4 separate regions of the Mus musculus genome follow, and regions 1, 2 and 4 are each linked to region 3. Evidence: chromatin loops called from intact Hi-C (ENCODE). Cell type or tissue: heart. All regions are shown on one strand.

The links. A loop is a pair of places that touch in the nucleus more often than their neighbours do. Peaks named below come from ENCODE experiments on the same cell type or tissue, not always from the same donor. Only the 100,000 strongest peaks of a DNase experiment are listed, where the experiment ranks them.
Region 1: it touches region 3 in a loop (7-fold over the local background); 6 of 42 quality-filtered maps call a loop at or near these places.
Region 2: it touches region 3 in a loop (12-fold over the local background); 5 of 42 quality-filtered maps call a loop at or near these places.
Region 4: a loop joins it to region 3, with 5 times the contacts of the local background. A loop is called at or near these places in 7 of 42 quality-filtered maps.

The regions. Positions count from the first base shown.
Region 1 is chr7:66,077,403-66,082,402 of GRCm38, reverse strand. Selenos (selenoprotein S) reads right to left here and starts at 2,754. Exons shown (of 6, transcript NM_024439.3): 1 at 2,614-2,754; 2 at 1,937-2,071. The coding sequence starts at 2,689. In heart, a CTCF peak has its summit at 2,053; a DNase peak (open chromatin) is centred at 2,752; H3K4me3 peaks cover 2,110 bases; H3K27ac peaks cover 1,556 bases.
Region 2 is chr7:64,282,732-64,287,731 of GRCm38, reverse strand. It overlaps Mtmr10 (myotubularin related protein 10), which reads right to left and starts at 62. Exons shown (of 16, transcript NM_172742.2): 1 at 1-62. In heart, a CTCF peak has its summit at 180; a DNase peak (open chromatin) is centred at 121; H3K4me3 peaks cover 935 bases; H3K27ac peaks cover 699 bases.
Region 3 is chr7:64,390,683-64,395,682 of GRCm38, reverse strand. It overlaps Mphosph10 (M-phase phosphoprotein 10 (U3 small nucleolar ribonucleoprotein)), which reads left to right and starts at 3,447. Exons shown (of 11, transcript NM_026483.2): 1 at 3,447-3,577. The coding sequence starts at 3,489. It overlaps Mcee (methylmalonyl CoA epimerase), which reads right to left and starts at 3,061. Exons shown (of 3, transcript NM_028626.2): 1 at 2,840-3,061. The coding sequence starts at 2,885. In heart, no CTCF peak of the experiment used is centred here; DNase peaks (open chromatin) are centred at 3,002 and 3,342; H3K4me3 peaks cover 2,985 bases; H3K27ac peaks cover 2,112 bases.
Region 4 is chr7:64,870,972-64,875,971 of GRCm38, reverse strand. All of the region lies in intron 2 of Fam189a1 (family with sequence similarity 189, member A1), which reads left to right. It overlaps Nsmce3 (NSE3 homolog, SMC5-SMC6 complex component), which reads left to right and starts at 2,932. Exons shown (of 1, transcript NM_023239.5): 1 at 2,932-4,290. The coding sequence starts at 3,054. The coding sequence ends at 3,893. In heart, a CTCF peak has its summit at 2,983; a DNase peak (open chromatin) is centred at 2,931; H3K4me3 peaks cover 2,031 bases; H3K27ac peaks cover 1,615 bases.

The DNA of each region.
Region 1 (5,000 bases), 1.7 Mb before region 3:
TATTTAAGTTATACTGCAATATAAAACAGTGTTTCTTTAGGATACACACACAGGAGTGAAGCTTCTACACAGAATGGCTGCCCTTTGAGCTTTCTCTAAACAACCAAATGGTAAGTGGAAATCAGGTCTGATGAGGTCAGGGAAAAATCAAAATGGAGTGCGTGTAAAACCTAACACTGGAGATGGGGGGAGGTGTGGCACAGTAACTGGAAGAAGGAAGGAAGGAAGGAAGGAAGGAAGGAAGGAAGGAAGGAAGGGAGGGAGGAAGGAAGGGAGGGAGGGAGGGATGGAGGGACAGACAGACCCTAACACTGAGTTTCTGGTCACTCACAATAATTCTAGAGAGGTTCACTGGGGGGTGTCGCTGGAGCACAAAGAAAAGGGTGACATTTTCATTTTAATCCTCTGTAAATTAAGACCCACTAACTGGCCCAGCCACAGCTAATGGGAACAGTGAAAGTCACAAAGCCAGCACAGCTGCTTGACCGCTATCTATCAAAGCTGAGCAGAGCGATACAATCGCTGTCACATGGTCTTCCACTTCTGGTCTTGATCTCCATGTGTTGCATGCTTGGGGACTTTTAATATTTGTACAACTTGGGGATTGATGGGAAGCGTATGACTCTCTTATGCCTTCTCCCAAGAGGACAGCTTCTAAGCGTTCCTAGGGGAGTCCTAAGCATACCACTCACCCCACTTTTAGGGAGACATCCTTATCTGGCTCTACTTGAGGGTCTTCCTTAGGCCCGGAGGTTGTGTCTCAAATAAAGACACCAGAGATCTCCTTGTGAGGCTCAGGCTCCAAGATATCCTTGGATCACGCACTCGCCTCTCCATTTACTCAGGCACAAGATAATTAGAACAAGGTAAACTTAAAAGAGAAATAAGACTCAGCAGGCTGGAGAGGTTGGCAGCCGATCAATCAGGTTAAAGCCTCTTCCTCCTGTCACTCAGGGGAATACGTGGCATATATAACATTGGGGGGGGCACATATGGAATGCCCCTCCAGGAAAAAGATACAACAACAAAGTTAAACCGGCTTGAGTTATCTCTGCCCTACACGGGGGCTTATCCTGATGGACAAAGGATGGTGTGGATAAATGATAGAAGAATGAGGGATTAAGACCTCCCTTGGAAAAATTAGTCTATGCAGGACCACTGTGATGTCCTATGGCCAAGGAACAAAAGAATACCAAGTTCAGACCTAAAAATAAATTCCACAAAGATAAAAACATTGTATTACATCCAAAATTGAATAATAACTGTAGCAGTTCTGGCCTGAAGATTTTCCTTGGGCCTAATGACAATTAGCACTCTAACCATCAAAAGTTGATTAAATAAACTGCTAATCTACTGCCATAGGACATGACAACCTACCCAGGCTGGCTTGGAGATTTTCTGTCTAGTGCCTTTGAAACCATAAGAGCTACCAGCCTGAGAATGGACTGTCATGCTTTGGCAAAATATGCCTCTAGATTCTTTAAAAAAATGGGCTACGGGGTTGATGAGGGAAAATGATTGTAAAAGATAACTCTGCTCTGTCACGGTTTATCAATGATGGCTAAACTTATGACTACGAGGAAGCTAAAATACATCTGGGGACAAAAATATGATCTATGAATCCATCCCTGTCTACGGAGTGCTGTATAAAGCAGCACCCCACTTCCAGTCAGTCAGGTGGCAAGATTCCCAGGACCCCAATGCCTGATCCCCCCACCCCCACCCCCGCCCCTTGACACTTCTTGTTTCCTCCACAAGACCTGGCCATCTCCAGGGACTGGTCCCCATGCACCGAACAAGATGTGCATTGAGTATGCTATACACCATCACGGAGTCTTTGCATCTCAATAAAAATCTTTCAAACCTCAAAGGCATGTCTTGCCACCACCCACTAAGTAAATGACAGGCGCCTTCATTTCTACCACATGGCACTAACCCAGAACAGTCTCGGCTTGGTCCAGCTGTCTCTGCCTCAAAGCCCTCAGTCGAAGGGAGAGCCTCTGGATGACAATGTAGAGTAGGATGCAGCTGAAGAGGATGTACCAGCCATAGCTGGCCAGCAGGGAGCCCACTGGGGGGAAAAAAAAAAAAAAGAGAAAGAAACCAGTTTCAGAAATGGTAATAGCATTTTTTTCAATAATACTCTACAAAAATAGTCATAGCTTCTTCTTTCAGAACCTTCACAGTCTAGCTGGAAATGGACTCCTAAGAAGCGAATCGCTGGGTACAGAAACTTCTCAACTACAAGGGGACTCGGGAGTAGCCCGGAGGGTGCAGAGCCCAGCAGCTAGGTTCTGAAGGACTAAAGGGGACGTGTCTATCTGATTCAGGAAAGCAAAGGCCATCCAGACTCCGTGAGTTACACTTTGTTAAGGAGTGAGACAACAGTGTGTTAGTGTCGGGTAGAGTGAAACGCCGGGCGGAGGACTCCACTGCAAAAGGAAAATGTTAAAGGGACTCCCGTGAGCCAAGTCCGCGAGCGCCCGCCCAGCTAGGGCGACTTCGAGAAAGGTGAGCTCCGGCCCAACAAGCAGGCTCGGCCAGTCCGCGGCGTTAACGCCAAGCCTCCTGGAGGCCGACCCACCGAGCATGGCGGCGCCCGCCGCCCCTGACCTGTCACGTGCAGGAATCGCAGGCTCTCGGTCTCCAGCGCCGGCCTCGCGGACAGAGGTTCCTCATCGCGATCCATGGCGGCCACCGCCACCGCCACCAACGACAAGCCCGCTGCTCCTCTCTGCTCTGCGCTTCCGGTTCGGCCCTATGTACACGTGGCGCTCACTGCCGTGGCGGTACTGACCTATCGTGGCTCGACCTACCTCGACGCTCGACCAATCACAGGGGGGGTGTGACCAGAGGGCGGGGCTGAAAGATGCCCAGGCGGAAGCGCGTTTGACTTTCAGGGAGGAGCTCGCAGCTCAACTCGGCATAGCTCGGATAACCGATCTTGTATTTGATACTGATTGGACATTGAGGCTCAAGAGATTTGAAACCTCCTGGAGATGAGATTTGAGTCCCGCCCTTGTCACCGGGCCCTAAAGGTTTGCAGCATAGATTCCCCTCCCCTAACGTGCGGAAAGCGATCTACTTAGAATTCCTTTCTTCTGATCCACTGTCTCAAGGGAAGGAATTAATGTAGTAATGACTTCAACTTAGGCTCTTATGTGTTACATTACCACAGTTTTTGTAATGGTTCTCTGCAACATACTAGGAAGGCAATAAAGGAGATAGCTGCGATTTGAAAAGGAACTGATGGAATCAAGTTTCCATAGATTAATGGGATTAAGAAGGTGAGAACTCTGTGGTGTTTAAAGGTGGGATCCTTTGGGAAACTACTATATGAGGTCAATGTGGGTGTCCCCAGAGAAAAAGAGACTAGATTTCTGTGCACCCCACCGTGAGATGACTCAGCCTGAGGAGCCTGATGGAATCTATACGGTGCTGTACCAAGCTTGAGGACTTTGAATCTCCAAAATGGAAATAAAACTCACTGTGTCATAAAAACTAGTCTGTTAAGGATCTTCTAATTCAGCGACTCCATCTGGGGACATGGGAGAGAAAAGCCTGGAGTCACTTCACATTATCAACCACCTTGAAAATAGACTTTGATGACTGGATATGAAGCTAAGAATATGAAGATAGCCATGAATTTGCTGATTTTTTTTTTCAGACACAACATGGCTTTTTTAAAAAATTGCTAAATTTTTAAAGTTTTATGATTTTAATAGTTTTCTCAGTGGTAAAAAAGGATCAGTTTAATTTTTTTTTCTTTTTTGGTACCGATGACTGCCACCCCACCTCTGAGGCCAGTTTGAACCCTCTCTCTTTGCTTAAGGTGATTTCTCACATCATACAGAGCAAGTGAAACATCTGGTTACGAGAGAGGAGGTTGCTCATTTGCCTGTTGATCCAGTCCCTTAACATCTGCAATCATGATGATGAAATAAGTAATGTTTAGTTTCATTAAAAGACAAGGTGGAGGGGAAATGTTGGCACACACCTTCAACCCCAGCACTCAGCAGGCAGACACAGGTGAGTCTCTGAATTTGACGCTCAGGACAGTGAGGGCTACACAGAGAAACCTTGCCTTAAAAGCCTTTAATCCCCGCACACTGGTTAAGAGGGGTTAGTTTCATTAAAAGAGGAGGTGCTGGCTCACTCCTTTAATCTCAGCACTCAGGAGGCAGAGGATGGCTGATCCCTGAGTTAGAGGCCAGCTCTGTTTACAGGGTGAGTTCCAGCCAGGGCTACACAGAGAAACCCTGTCTTAAAAAACCAAAACCATGCCTTTAATCCCAGCACTTGGGAGGCAGAGGCAGGCAAATTTCTGAGTTCAAGGCCAACCTGATCTACAGAGTGAATTCCAGGACAACCAGGACTACAGAGAAACCCTATCTTGAAAAAAACCAAAAACCCAAAACCAATAAAAAGGGAGGTGAATGGATAGGATCAAAGTACATGATACACAGATAAAACAGTGTAATAATGAAATCATTATTTTACATAGTCTTAGCCAAGGAATCTCTTCCGCTTGGAACTTTGCAATCTAACATGGAAACTAGCAATTCAGAAAGATAACATGTTAAAACATACAAAGTAGGAGTAGGATTGTATCTCAATTGGCCAGGTGCTTCCTTGCCTAGCACGTACAGAATCCTAGGTGTAAGGTCCCCCACTGCAAACCCGAGTATGTGGCAAATGTCTCTCATCCCAGCATTTGTGAGATGGTGGTAAGAGGATCAGGAATTCAGAGTCATCTTTGGTGTCAACAGGAAGGCCACACTTGGCAGTGTAAGCCTGCCTCAAAAAACAAAACCAAAACCATGGGAGACAAAGGCAGGCATATCTCTGTAGTTAGCCCCCTCTCCAAACAGCAAAGCCAAATTTAAAAATAGACACACACACCCAACAATAACTTTGTTTACAAACCCAGTGTACATACTTAGATACACAGTATAATATTCAACTAAAATTTAAGGTATTTTGAATTGAGTGCATGGGTT
Region 2 (5,000 bases), 110 kb after region 3:
GTTCAGCGTTCCCGGTGCAGCTGCCCAGGCCGGGTCTGCGGCCCGCCCCGCCGGGCGGACTGACGGGCGGGGACGGACCAGGCCGAGCGCCCGCCCGAAATAGGCGGAGCCTGGTGGAGCCACGCCCATCCCCGGAAGCGACTCGCGCGGAGCTGCAGTCAAAGCTTTCAGTCTCTAGGCGGTACTGTCACGGAGCGCGACGCTGGAGTGGGGCGCCACGGGGACCCGAGAGGCCATCTTGAGAGCGCGCTTCTACGGAGGCCCGCAGGGGTCACGGAGGATTTCACAGGCCTACTGCGACTCACGAGGGTCATGCCGGCTTCGCGAAGCTGCAATGGCCTGTGGTGGTCAGTGTGCACGGTAGCTGCTGTTCCAGGACCCGAGTCCTCCGGCATCTGCGATGGCTGCTATATTAAAGGAGGGAAGACTTTTCTTTCACCTCTTGCTACCAATTGATTTAACCACTGGTTTCCTTGAGGTTCTGAGGCTTGGCTTGTGCTGAGTGCCTGGGACAGATGATACTGGCTGGCAAACCAGAACCCCCAGTTTAGTTTTCTGATTTTATTCTTCTCGTTAAACTTTAAGTGAAAAGGGATATTAAGCAAGTTGTCTCCCCACGCCCCTTTCCATCCTCATTTATAAAGATGCTATTCAACAGGTAAGTTAACAGAATTCCAGGGAGAGAAGACCCCATCGCTGGTGGGAACCAAACACTGTTAAATTTCAAACCCTGGGACTAATAGGTCAGGTGCCTGTTTAACATATAGCATACCTGGCTTCCAGGTTCTCTCAGCATCCCTTAGTCCCTAGCTTTTATGGGACCTGTTATGGTTAGCATACCCAACCCTCTACCCAGGGACTCTCCAACCCAGGGACTGGGCTGCCCTTCCCCAGAGGCTCTTCTCTATAAAATCCAGTCATTTTGGTTATTTAATGACTGATCTCTTTCACCTTTTGCCCTCTTGGCTGCTACACCTTCTTCCTCTCTCTCCTCTCCCCCTTCCTGCCCTGCTCTCCTCACATGGCTCATGGTCAAGTCTACTCTGAACTCTCCCAGATTTCTCTGCCTCTGGCTATGATCTCCCTTTTATCTACAAAAAACTTTCTCCTCCACCATACCAAAGAGTAGTCATGTCCTTTCTTTTCTTTCCCTTTTCCCTTCATTCATACAGTAGGTTGTGGAAATGAGAATCTGCCACTTAGCTGCAAAGGGCTGTCCAACTTCAGCACAGCATAGGGTATGTCTAGATTTGTTGTGCCTCTGAACTGAAGTAGACTTTGGTGGGAGGGGGCCAGTGGTATTCCATGCCCCTATACTTTGAAAAATAGTGGTCCAAACTCAACATTTTATCATGAATGTCAGAGGGAAACTGACGTGAGCCCCAGAAATCACAGTCATCATGCAGACAAGTGCACTGACATCACTAATACTGTGTGTTCTTCAGCTTGTCCTGGAGTCAGAGCCCTGAATCTTTCTAGCTTATCTGTTTATAACACTTGACTGTATTTTGACATGTAAATTCAGTTGAACTACTCATGAAAAAACACTGGTACATATTTAACTTTTATGACGATTCTGTTACTTTTCTACCTTAAATGGATGTATTCCCTAAAAGTCTTCAAACACTTGTGCTCTTTTGGGGGGAGGGGGTGTTGTCCATATTTTCTTAGAATCTGCATCTTTTATGCATGTCAGCAAAAAAAACTGAAAAATGGGGGAACTCCAGATTTGTTATCTTTCTGGATAATTTTAAAATACCATATTCTGCATATCTAGTTGTACTAGTCCACTTAGGCACTTGGGTTACTGTCTGACCTACTGCTACTGATTCCTTTCTGACTGCATTAGGCTGCTCCAGGCACCCTAGTCTAGACAACAAAAATGTATTATCTCAGTGGTGGAGTCAGAGAAGCACAAGAGCAAGGCTCTGTAAAGATGGATTTTGAGTTTCCCTTCCCTTTTTCTTGCTGTGCTAGCAACTGAACGGAACTCCAGGCTCCCCAAGTACTTAGCAGGTGACTTATTACTGAACTGTAACCCCCAACTCCTTTATTGACAGGGTTTTACTGAGTTGCTGGCCTTGAACTTGAGCCTACAAGTAGATGGTAGGCTCTACCAGACTCAGCTTCAAAGATGTTTCCCACCAGGGCTCCCAGTATCTTTAGCCAATGGCTTCCTCCTTGTTATGTTCTCACAAGGGGGGACTTTCTTCTTAGAACATTGAGCCTATCTGATTAACACCCTGACTTTTTTGTCTTAAGGCCCTGTCTCTGAGTATGTTCTCATTAGGGGTCAGTGTTTCAGAGTGTGTGTTTGGGAGTTTGGAGTGACAGAAGTCAGTCTGTTGATAGGCTTTGCAGGCCCTTCTTAGAGTCTCATCTTCACTACTGTGTTTGGTGTATTAGACCATCCCCAGCTTTGGGCTTTTGTGTTAAAGTTTTAAGCTGCTTGTCTAATTATACATCTGTTCCCATTGTTGATTTTTCTATATTAGAGAACACTGGCATTCCCTAGAGAGATCAGTTTTTTTTTTCATTGACAGAAGAGAGAGGGAGAGACAGACAGACAGACAGAGAAAGAGAGAATATATTTTTTTTCTTGAATACCTAATGGGTGCTAGATACTTTATGTTTTATTTGGTCACTCATTCAATCAGTTAACAGATTTTTATTGAGTGCCAGCTTTGTGATGGGCCTGAATCAGGACTCATAAGAGTCCAATGTTCTTTAGGTTCATGGCATTCTACTGAAATGAGTAGAAAGAAAGAAAAAATATATATGTATGTATGTATATATATATATGTGTGTGTGTACATGTACATATACATATAAAACGTGTAACATAGTTTAAAGGTACTGTAAAGGAAGTTAGGAATGGAGGGAGAGGAGTAATTGTATTTATCAATAAAGATTTAGGTTAAATCAAGGACGGCCTTACTGCATTGATGGCATCTGAGCAAAGACTAAACGGAGTAAAGGTGAAACTCAAGGTCAGCAGCATGAATCCCCTGAGGCCAGGATGCCTGAAGCAGCCTAAACCAATGGAGAGGAGGTCAGAGGGAAACAACAGCCCAGGTTCTAGATCTTGAAAATTGGAAACTGAGCTGAGAAGTGACAGTGACCTGACTGAGTATTTTAAAAACAGCCACTACTGGGGTGGCCCTGCATGGGCAAGAAGCTAGGGCTGTGGTAACAGTGTACATACAAGTAAGAGACACGGCTAGAACCGGCGGTACTTGATGGCTGCAAAATGATGCCTTTGGCTGGGTATATGCTTTTCAAGAAAATATGTAAGCATTTTAAAGTGTATGAGAGGATAATTCAGCAAAGATGACAAGCCACAACAGTTCTTTAGTCCTCATAAAACAGATAAAACAACAACACAGTAAAGCAGAGGAAACAAACAGAAAATCCCCAGAACCACCCAAGAGAAGCCTCAGCAACATATCTAAGGGAAATGATGTCCTCGGGCTTCCCAAGATAGAGCATAAGACGCTAACAAGTTCATCGCCCTGAAGTGCTTGTGGTATCAGTGTCAGGAATCAGTGAGGCATCCAGAGAACTCCAGAGTAGCCCAGGGTGTTTACGGGAAGATCCAGCCAGTCGGGTTGAGGAGGCTCCTTATAAGGTGTGTGTTGGCGGAGGGAAGGACTGAGTACAGGGACTGAAGGACCTTTGGGAAAACAGTGTATGGAGCCTTCTCTTGCAGAAAAGGGTCCACTCTGAGGACAACTGCTGAGGATGAAGCATCCTGGAGTAGACAAGAAGGAAGGCAAGACAAGGTCAGCTGAGAACACAGAACAATTAGAACACAATGTGTTGGAAAAGTGTCTCACACCAGATCAAAAGTGTAAGACAGCACATTTCACATGAGAACAGTCTCAGGAAAGTATGAGTCGAGGTTTGAAATAAAACAAACAAACAAACAAAAAACCCAAACAACAACATCAACAAAACGCAATGCAATGAGAAGGCTGGGGAGATGGCTCAGTCCGTAAGTACTTGCTGCATAAGGATGAGCATCTGAGCTTGATCCCTAGGACCCACATAAAAAGCAAAATGCAGTGGGCCGTCCACATGAATCAACAACCAAGAAAATCCTCAGACTTGTAGACAGGCCAATCTGATAGACACATTTTTTTTTTAGCTTATATCAAGTTGACAAGAAATTCACAAGCACAGTTGACTCCTTGTCAATTTGACACAAACCTGTCACCATTAAACCATAACCTTTTCTTCTTCTTTATCCCCAAAATCTTGGGTTAATATAAAATATAACTTTAAAAATCCCATACTATTTAGAACATTTCAAACATTTTAAAAGTTCAGTCTCTTTAAAATACTCAACATCTCTAAGTCCAAAGTCTCTCAACTTCGAGTTTCTGTAAAATAAAATAAAAGTTAAACACTTTCTTATTACAAGTGGGAGAACGAGGGTACAACGATCATGAAGGCAAAAATCAACATCTAGCAAGGTAAATCAAATTGTGCAACTCCATATCTGTCCTCGGGGATTCACTAATGATCTTCAGACTTCCTGTCAATCTTGCAGCTTCCATGACAGCAAACCCAGAACCATATGGAAGACTGTTACCATGATTAGCTACTAGCATGAGATGCAGCCTTGACCACCACAGACCACAGTTGCTGTGTTAACCCCGAGGAAATACTTCCAGATTTCATCTTAATAATTCGGGTCAATCTTTAGTAACATTAGATTTCTCAGCTCCAGCTAACCAGCATCCATTAATCTCGAAAAACCAAGTTTTTACTTCAACGGAGATGGTCCCTTGTTAACCACAGCTGACTCTTTAGCCTTAGCTGACCAGAACCCAGACTCTTAACTAAAAATTGTCACAGGAACAGCCCCAATGAGGTCTCCAACTTCCCTTTGAAATGTCACAAGCCAGGTCTTCATTGTCCACATGTCTCTCAACATTCTGACCTTCCAAGCTCCCATAAAACATCCCATTCAGCTTTGAACACAAATGTCTTTTAAA
Region 3 (5,000 bases):
TGGAATTATGCCAGAGGGGGTGGGCTTTGAGGTTTCTTAGTGTCTCCTTCTCTGCTCCCCACTCGCTGATAAGGATGTAAGTTCCAAGCTACTGCTCCAGCACTATACCTGCCTCCCTGCCTGCTGCCATTGCTTCCTTATCGTAATGGTCATGGACTCACTCTCTGGAACTCAAGGCCCCAATAAATTCTTTCTCCAATGTTGCCTTGGTTGTGGTGTCTTCATAGCAATAGAAATATAACTGAGACGGAGAGAGACTGTTTAATACACGTGGGCTTCTGTTTGGGTTATGAAAACATTTACAACATGACCACGGTGGCACATGTACAACATGATGAATCTAATAAATGCTGCACATTTTTAATAGTTCTGTGAGCTTTATCTAAAGGAGAAAGAGTTATGATTCTGCAGTAAGAGGCTGTGGATAAAATCTTGTAGGCCAAGCAACTGGAAATAAAAGGTTTAAAATAATATAACTCCTCCCTCAATTTTATTGAGGTATGATTGACGAGCATAAATCATATCCACTGAGAAAATTTACAATGTGGTGTTCTGATATAAGTATATATTATGAATTACCACATTAAGCCAAGTGTGTGTGTTCACAAAGGCCAGAAGATGAAATTAAGTATCCTCTACATTATCCTTATATGTTTGTTTCTGAGACAAGTCTCTAAATGAATCCCATGGTGACTGGCTAGACTGGCTGGTAAGTGAGCTCTGGAGATCTGCCTGTGCTCCTTCCCCAGGGCCACAACTCGGTCTGATGTGTGCAATCATGGCTAACTTCTTTTACACGTGTGCTGGGGAACAGCACTCAGGTCATCACACTTTGGGTCATCGCACCTGTAGGCGCTTTACTGGCTGGGCCATCCCCCAGCCTCGAGCTAACTTTTCAAAGATATTTGTATTCCGACTCTTGGGAAGTCACAAACGTAAAATGTAGTTTGGGACTAGGTTGGGAAAGCACAAGCTCTGAGGTGGGAGGGTAGCATGGCCTTGCCTTTTAGTTTGCACTGCCATAAAATAGGCACACTGAATACCTGAGCTATTTAATCTTTGTTGGGACTCTGTAGGTTGATATTATGGCCTCCATTTTTAGAAATCTGGAATTAGGCCTATCAAGATTAGGTTCTTTGCAACATCACTTTAAATGGCAAAGGCTTGAGTCCAGATTTGTCAGACATCAGAGTTGATGTCGAGAAACTAATGTGTTCTACTCACTCCTTTTCCTTCCATGCTGGGAATCAAACCTATGCCCTTATATAACTTGACAAGTACTTCTCATGAAATTATACCCAGAGTCCTTTGCAAACCCCTTTTTCCCTCAATTGAAAAATACAATCATATTTTAGTTTGATGCAGTTTCATGAATCTTGGGTTGCCCTCAAGCTCGGTGTTTACCGGAGGATGGAGCCATGCATATTTCCCAAGTGCTGAGATTACAGGTATGCACCGCCACACTGGTTTATGTGGGAACGAAGGCTGAACCCAGGCTTTGTGCACTAGGAAAGCACTGCAGCATCTCAGCTACAGTCTCAGCCCAGATTCTCAGTCTTTAGTATCATTAGTATGTCTGACGAGTAATGCCTAATTTCTGAGAGAGAGCTTGCTAAGAGAGGAGTGATTCTGCTTTAGTAGATATTTACAAAAAAACAAACAAACAAACAAACAAAAAACCCAACGTATGATGAGTGAGCTAAGAAGGTGGCTTATATTTGACCCGGCATATATACAACAGGGAGTATTAGCAAAACTCCAGCATTAACTGTTAATCAGAAAATCATTTTCACTTTTGTGCTCTGGCTTTTGCTACAATATACATACACACAGTACTAAGGTGTTTTTGTTTTTGTTTTTGGACAGGGTTTCTCTGTATAGCCCTGGCTGTCCTGGAACTCACTTTGTAGACCAGGCTGGCCTCGAACTCAGAAATCCACCTACCACTGCCTCTGTGATTAAAGGTGTGCGCCACCATGCCCAGCTTTATTTATTTATTTTTTTTGCGCGGGGGTGGGGGGGTGGGGGGGTGGGGTGTTTGTGGCCCATGACTTTGCCTTGGAGACTTGTTTGTTAATGCAGACGAGGAATTTTGTGATTGACTGGAAAGGCTAGAGGGTTCCACAAAAACCAAATTCAACCTAAGAGCAGACTTGGAAAGATGACTAGTTTCCACAGGTGAGCAGACAGAACTCTCCAGGCCTTCCAGTTCATTCGCCTAACACCCTTTAAGCATGCTAGCTAATGGATTTGTCACAATTGTAGCAGAGTAACTCTGGAACCATACTGCCGTATATTTTCTTCCAGGTAGACAATCTCAGACTGAGGGTAGTAACTGCCATCATGAAGAAAGAAGAAAATGGAAGAGAAAGTGAGACAGGCGGGAAAGTTGGGCATCTGTCACCAAGATTCTGCTTATCGATAAAAGAGATGGAGGTCGAAAGAATTCAAGGAACTTACAAATCCTTCCGCTTGTTCCTTTCCTGCTCATGTCAGATGAAAACATTTAGTGTGGTACGTGTGTAAAACAGGCTTGGAGTCACTTTCAGGACTCGCCACTTTGCTCTTTTCTCCTATCTCTTAGAGCACACATATAATAAATAACTCAAGTCCCCTCTAGATTTACTGCAAGTCCTGACTTGCTGTGTTCCTAGGCAGATTACCTGTTTGGTCCACGTTTGCCAAGGGCAACCCCTGTGCACAGAGGACAATAAGGAACTCCCGTGCTAAGAGAGTGCAGCTCCGGGAGCCCAACACTTCAGACCCAGGCCTTGGCCACCCGCGGCCTCCCGTCCAGCGTGCCCCGCACCCGGAGCCCCTGATGGTGCCCCGTATTCACCTGTAGCGCCCGCAGCCAACGCGGCGGCCTTCACTACACGCCTCATGTCCAGAAGCTACAGGCTTGCACAGCGACCTAGGGCAGAGACAACTGGGAGAGTGGGCAGGGGGCGGGGACTGAGGCCCGGGGCGTGTCAAAGCTGAAGTGGGCGTGGAAACGGGGCAGGGACGGGGCGCGAGTCCGGGGTGCCCAATACCCTTCAGGGAGCTAGACCGCTGAAGAGAGCTGGGCGAGCAAGGGGCGGGGCGTGAGACCTGGGGCGGGGTCACGAGACGCGGAGCTTGACTGACGGCGGGACGAGCGGGGGAGTGGCGGGTGCGGCGTGAAGCGACCTTCTTTTTCGTTACATTAAAATACTTATTGTATCGAATGCAAAAGCAGAAAGCAATCACGCGACACCACTGTGGTCTTAGAAATACAAAACATTTGGAGAAAGTGCCAAGGCGCTTGAGATGACCAATGGCTCTTTTCGGTGGTCTGCCCCACCCCTACGCATGCCCAATAGAAGTGTTTGCGGCTATAGGCCGGAACCTGTGTGTGGCGGAACTTTAGGCTCTGAGCTTCAGGTTGCATAAGGCGTGTGTTTGGCGTACTGCTTCCGGCCGGCCGGCCGGCTCGCAGCACTCGCGTGGTGCCGTAGTGTGTAGCTATGGCGCCTCGCGTGTTTCGTCGACAGACTCTGGAACGGTGTCTGAGGGAAATCAGGAAAGCCACCAACCGACCGGAGTGTTTCCTCACGTAAGTACAGATCCAGGTCTGGGAGAGAGCAGCGCGCATCTCACCGGTGCTGGGCGGGCCAGCATATGGCAACTTCTGAAAGCCAGGAAGGGAAAGTACAGGTCGCTTAGCCCCAACTTCAGACAGTTTTTGCTCCGTTGGCCTGTCAAAATGCTAAAAGTAAAAGCGGCTCGGTGCAGATTTCCTAGTTGTGGGCTATTGCACTAAGCCCAGTTATTCGCGTCCAGAGAGGCTCATTGAGGGCGGAATATGCTTTCTGAATTTGTCCCCAAAATACACACTGAAAGTACGTACTTGTTGCTTGTCAATGCATTTTCATGACTTGTGGTGGAGACCCACAGCCAGACAGTAGACGAAGCTCGGAGAAGCCCGCAGAAGAGGGAGGAGGGGTGACTGTAGGAGCCATAGGGGTCCCAGGACACCACAAGAACATGGCCCACAGAATCCACTAACCAGGGCTCAGGGAGGGGCCCACAGAGACTTTACTGGCTATCAAGGAGCCTGCGCTGGTTAGCGCTGGGTCCTCTGCATATATATTGTGATTGTTAAGCTTGGGATTTTTGTGGAACTTGTAGCAGTGGCAGTAGGCTCTTGGAGCTCTTGTACCCCTGCCGGATTGCCTTGAAATGAGGGGTTGTGTTTGGTTGATATCTCTGGAAGCCTACTTTTTCTGAAGAGAAACGGAGGAGTACTGTGGATCTGGAGGAGGTGAGGAGGGAGAAGAGGCTGCAATTGGGATGCTTTGTAGGAAAGAAAAATAAATTTAAAAAAAATAGGAGAGACTTCTTTCTTCCCAGCACTTTGATTAAGTTCTGTAAAATTATGACTCTGACTTATTATTTTTTAAATATTTTTTATTATTACGTATTTTCCTCAGTTACATTTAGAATGCTATCCCAAAAGTCCCCCATACCCTCCCCACTACTTCCCTACCCACCCATTCCCCATTTTTTGGCCCTGGCATTCCCCTGTACTGGGGCATATAAAGTTTGCGTATGACTCTGACTTATAATGAAAATCTTAGCAACAGTATCACAGACTCATTGTGTCCAAAATAGAGCTCCTTACCCCCTCCTGTACTCTTCTCTCCCCTGAAGTCATTTCCCTGTTTCCATTACGTTTACGGCCCCACGAAAAGGCAGTTCTATCATTTCATTTATTTAGATTCAGCTAGTCTGCTTCCTTGATGCTTTCATTTTTCTCTGTCCTATTTTCTCTATCCCCTTTAGCATCCTGCCTACGCTATATTTAGACACTGATTCCTAGTTGTCATACTGACTGCGTCTCCAACATAAAAATCCTTTGCGATGCTTCATCAGCTTTCTAACAACTCAACTCTATCGTGCTTTTTGTTTCCACATTGTAAATTATCATTTCAAACTTCAGCCTGCAACTCTGTTCTCATTACGCTTAAAGTGTTCCT
Region 4 (5,000 bases), 480 kb before region 3:
GTCTCCTTCCACTTGGACTAAAGGTGTATACATTTATTTAATTAATCTGTCTCCTGGGCTGTGGGCATAGCACAATAGTAGCACATTTGCCCAATGTATGAGAGGCCCCAGATTTGACCCCCAGGACTGCAAAAACCAAACTAAATTTTAAAACTGCCTCATGAATTTAATTCTGCAGCCCGACCAGGACCCTAAGAAAGTCAACCCCTAAACAGAAACTAACAGTACCTAAGCACCCTGCCAGCCCCTGTGCTAGGTCCTTAGCAAACAAATCCCAGCTAATTCTTTGAATTCGGAATTCCTTGGTTTCAGATTGTTGGTCTGGAAGCTGAAATTTGGAGTGTGGGTAGCTTTTCCAGAATTGTAGTCTAGATTCCCTGAGGCCAAAGTTATATTCTTCAGGGTCACCTTGTCTACGTTCTACCTATCTGTTTCTCCATGAATGAAAGTAATAGACCAACAGGCCCCACAGGGTTGGTGTGAGGCTGAAGAGGCAGTGTTTGCAGTTACCTTTGCAAAGGCATTGACTCTTGCCTTTGCCACCTTCCGTGTTAGGACTTCATAGTTTCCATTGTCGGTTGGAAGTAGGATGCAGGGTCTGGGTGACCTTCTCATTGCAACTTCTAACCTCCATTTTAATAACATCATTCTGTGCCTGTGTTTTCTCGTCTGCATCCTGGATGGCATGGAGAAAGGTGTTTTGAGATTTAAAACTGTATCCTTCTTCCTGTGTTTTGAGTCATGATCATCTGCTGTCTGTGTGGGGGGTGCTGCTAAAAGATGCTGTGGTTTCTAGTCTTGGGTGCTAGCCTAGCTTCTGGAGTCGCATGGTTCTCTGTGAAGAAATTAACACAGAAAATACTGAAACGCAGCCTGATGGCTGACAGCAGCTCTCATCTTATTTTCCTTTTCTCTCTTATCTCTTGGCTGCTGAAATTGTTTGGCTCAAGGCACAACTGATCCTTCTGGAGGGACCTTTTTGCAGATTTTTTAGATCGCAGGAGGCTTTGATGAACTTAAATACAGAATTCAGTATGCAGGGAAACTGAAGCAGATGAATGGAAGAGTGTCATGATGCTGTGTTTTATTTAGTTGGTCTCGGTCCATTTTGTGTTGCTGTAAAATAATGCACAGAGTGAGTAAACTGGAAATAGGAGAATTGTCCTCCACTCGTGACTCTGAAGGGTGGGAGGACTAGGGGCCAGGTACCACATCTGTGGAGCATCACTGTGTCGTGAGAGGTTTAGAGAGTACAATGGCAAAATTGATTTAATCTTAACTCATTACAGAGAACATGGCATTCATTCACTCATGAGGACAAAGCCCTCTTCAGTGGGGGGATTACATTTCCAACATGCAAGCTTTAAAGGACACATTCAAACTGTTGCAGCCTCTGCCATTGCGACCAACCTTTGATGATGTCTTCGTAGACCCTGTATGGAATAGAAAGTTACTGCTCAAAGCTCACTAGATTTCAGAACACTTGAATCACAACATGGGGTGGGATTTTATATTAGCATTGCAGGTCCCATTATCAGAGTGCATTTTCATATTGAATTATAAACAAAAATTTTATGCTGCTTACATTTAATGAAATTTTAATAAGGCCATGTTTTGGTGTTATTATTCAAATAATGTGATCTGAATTGCTTTCCTCTGAATATATTTGCATTAAGGAGGAAATCAATTTGAGTTCGTTCTCTGAATAGTTTACCTATTTTCTTGGTAGCTTTAAAAAAGAGAGAGGAAAACTCAGTTCCGTTGTCAGTAAATGGAGAAGAAACCCATTTGCTGAGATCCACAGCAGTAATAGCAACAGACTGCTGATGGTTTGAGTTAATGAAATGACTCATTTTGTCTATTAGAGTTGCACAATTTAAACCATCTACAAGCCACACACACCACAAATTATAAAGGATGATAGCTCTTCTCTTTCTTATTGAGATTTTAAAGCTTATATATTAAGAGAGAGAATTAAGAAATTCACATTATTGCTACTCCCAATCATTGGTAACCTAAATTAAATGGTAATCTCTGGAGAGAGCAAGTGCCTCTGGGGTTAGCATTCCTCTAACATGTTTCTGCTAAAATTGTGGATGTGGGTCCGCGGCAGTTTTCCCAAACATGTCTTCCAAAAGGTCAGTCCACATTACCAAACTAAGTCACGTTATTGGCAGTGCTTACGTGGTTTCTCATGGTCATCTAACTGAAATTCAATGAAGAGAATGTGAACCTGAAAATTGCAGAAGTCTTGCTTTTAAGAATAACTTCCCTTACAGACTCAAGGGATTGTACAGAAATTAACTGGCCAGGTGGGAATGAACTCTGCCAAGGACAGATACCGGGACAGGGTCCCCTAGTCTGTCATGTCCCGCATTTGGTGCACAAGTCAACACTTTTTTTTATTTGGGGGGGGGGGGGGGTTCGAAACAGGTTTTTTCTGTGTAGCCCTAGCTGCACCGGAACTCACTCTGTAGACCAGGCTGGCCTCGAACCCAGAGACCTGCCTGCCGCTGCCTCCCAAGTGCTGGGAGTAAAGGCGTGCGCCACCACTGCCCGGTAACTCTTTTTTTTTTTTTCTTGACTTTCCAGATCTTTTCCTCCTCTCCCTTTATTTTCCCACCCGCACACATTTATCCTTTGTGTTCCATAGACAAACTTTGTAGCTTAAAAACTAACCAAAAACTATTAGACGTGTCTAAACAGGTGTGCCCTAGAACTCAACCGCACACTTGCCGAGAAGTTTTGGTTCTTGTTTTCTATTTATATGAGCTCATAAACACCATTCAATTCTCATTAAAACTGGGGATAAAGCCCAGGAGGAGCTGCTGCCAGCGCCGAGGCCCTCCGCATGCGCAGTAGCTATGAAGAGTCCCCGCCCCCGCAGGCTGGCTCCCAGTCGTATCGCTCCGCCTCCCGGACGCAGCGCGCCGGCGACGTGACGTCACGCGCGCGCCGCAGCTTCTCTCCCAGCCTCTGGGGCGCGCTCGCTCGGCGGAGTCTTCTGGCGGTTGCTGCTCCCGATCGCGGCCTGCTCTCCGCCGACCGGGGACATGTTGCAGAAGCCGAGGGGCCGCGGTCGGCCCAGCACGCAGGCTGACCCGGAGCGGGACTGGGGAGGCGCTGGCGAGGAAGGACCCAGCACGTCCCGCGCCGCGGGCGGCTCCTCCCAGGGCTCCCGCGCTTCCCTGTCGGCCCCGACCGTGGGGCCGCGCACTCAGAAGCAGCTGGAGCTGAAGGTGGCCGAGCTGGTGCAGTTCCTGCTGATCAAGGACCAGAAGAAGATCCCGATCAAGCGGACGGACATCCTGAAGCACGTGGTGGGCGACTACCGGGACGTGTACCCCAACCTTCTGAAGCTGGCCGCCGAGCGCCTGCAATACGTGTTCGGGTACAAGCTGGTGGAGCTGGAGCCCAAGAGCCACAGCTACATCCTCATCAACATGCTGGAGCCGGTGGAGGCGGATGCGGAGATGAGGGGCGATCAGGGTACCCCCATCTCGGGCCTGCTTATGATAGTCCTGGGGCTTATCTTCATGAAAGGCAACACCATCACCGAGACTGAGGTCTGGGACTTCCTGCGACGGCTCGGAGTGTACCCCACTAAGAAACACTTAATTTTTGGCGACCCAAAGAAACTCATTACCGAAGACTTTGTGCGGCAGCGCTACTTGGAGTACCGGAGGATACCCCACACCGATCCTGTGGACTATGAATTACAGTGGGGCCCGCGAACCAACCTGGAAACCAGCAAGATGAAAGTTCTTAAGTTTGTGGCCAAAGTCCATAACCAGGACCCCAAAGACTGGCCCACACAATACTGCGAGGCTTTGGCAGATGAGGAGAGTAGGGCTAGACCTGCAACTGCTAGTGCCCCAGCCACATCCTCTTGAACTCTTTGAGTTATGGTCTGAGGGACTCTGGAGATCCAGTATAAAAGAACAGGGGGAATGGGGGTCGGAGGAAGCTTGATTCTGCTACGCATAAAGGCCTTGGAGCGTTAGGATGTGTTGCAGGGTTTTTTGTTTGATTTTTTTATTATTATTATTATGGTTTGGAGCTTTAAATTTTCATTTAATTGTCTTTTTGTTTATAAAGAGTTTTCTAACTTTCTAAACCTAAATGAAATTGTATGATGCCAAACATATTCAAGAAGGAACACTTTGGTAAATTGCTTTGATGTTCTAGACGATAAAGAAACAGGGTAGCTATTATCTTAATGACTAGTTCCTGGGGAAAAATAAAAGTCTTTTTAAAATTGAAAATAAAATTGTTTTAGCTTCTTGTCAACACAGCTTTAAATATACATATTCTGTTGGGTGTGAGCACTTGTGGTCCCACGAAATCTATGTGATGTGTTTTCTAGCATTTTTATATTCATAATCATAATTCTGTTGTCCTATGGGTTCTACTTAAGATTCTTTTCTAGTATAACAAATACTATACTTTTGAGTCAGTTCACCATTATTATTATTATTGTTTCCCTGTTAGAAATTGCGGCTAAAAAGGAAATGTCATGATTCCAGACTTTTTTTTTTTTTCCATGATAAGCTAAGTCAATGGTGTTGCAGAAGTGTGTGAATGTGTATTAGAGCAAGTTGTAAAAATCGTTAGGTCTCCGGTTTATAAAACAGTGTCGTGTCGTATCGATTAACCAGGCCTGATTGGGAACCACACTGCCCAAGTGCAGATCCTGTTCCACCAGAAGAATTTAGCTTGTGTATCTGTAGAATCAAGTGTGCCCTTAAGGTGAATAAATAGGAAACGAGATAAAGCTGAGCAAAGCCCTGGTGTGGAAGAATAGTTCTTTAGAAGAACTCAGGGTGATGTCTGGTGCGGACAGACCAGTGTGAACAAGGCTACCACAAGATGAGGGGCACTTTATGTTGCTATAGGTGAGTCAGGAAACAAGTTCACAGATTCCTTGGAGTTCTTCATAGTATCTGGCCAAACACTGGGCACAGGCAGTAAGTACTGTTGTTCTGAGAAGAGTTGCAAGT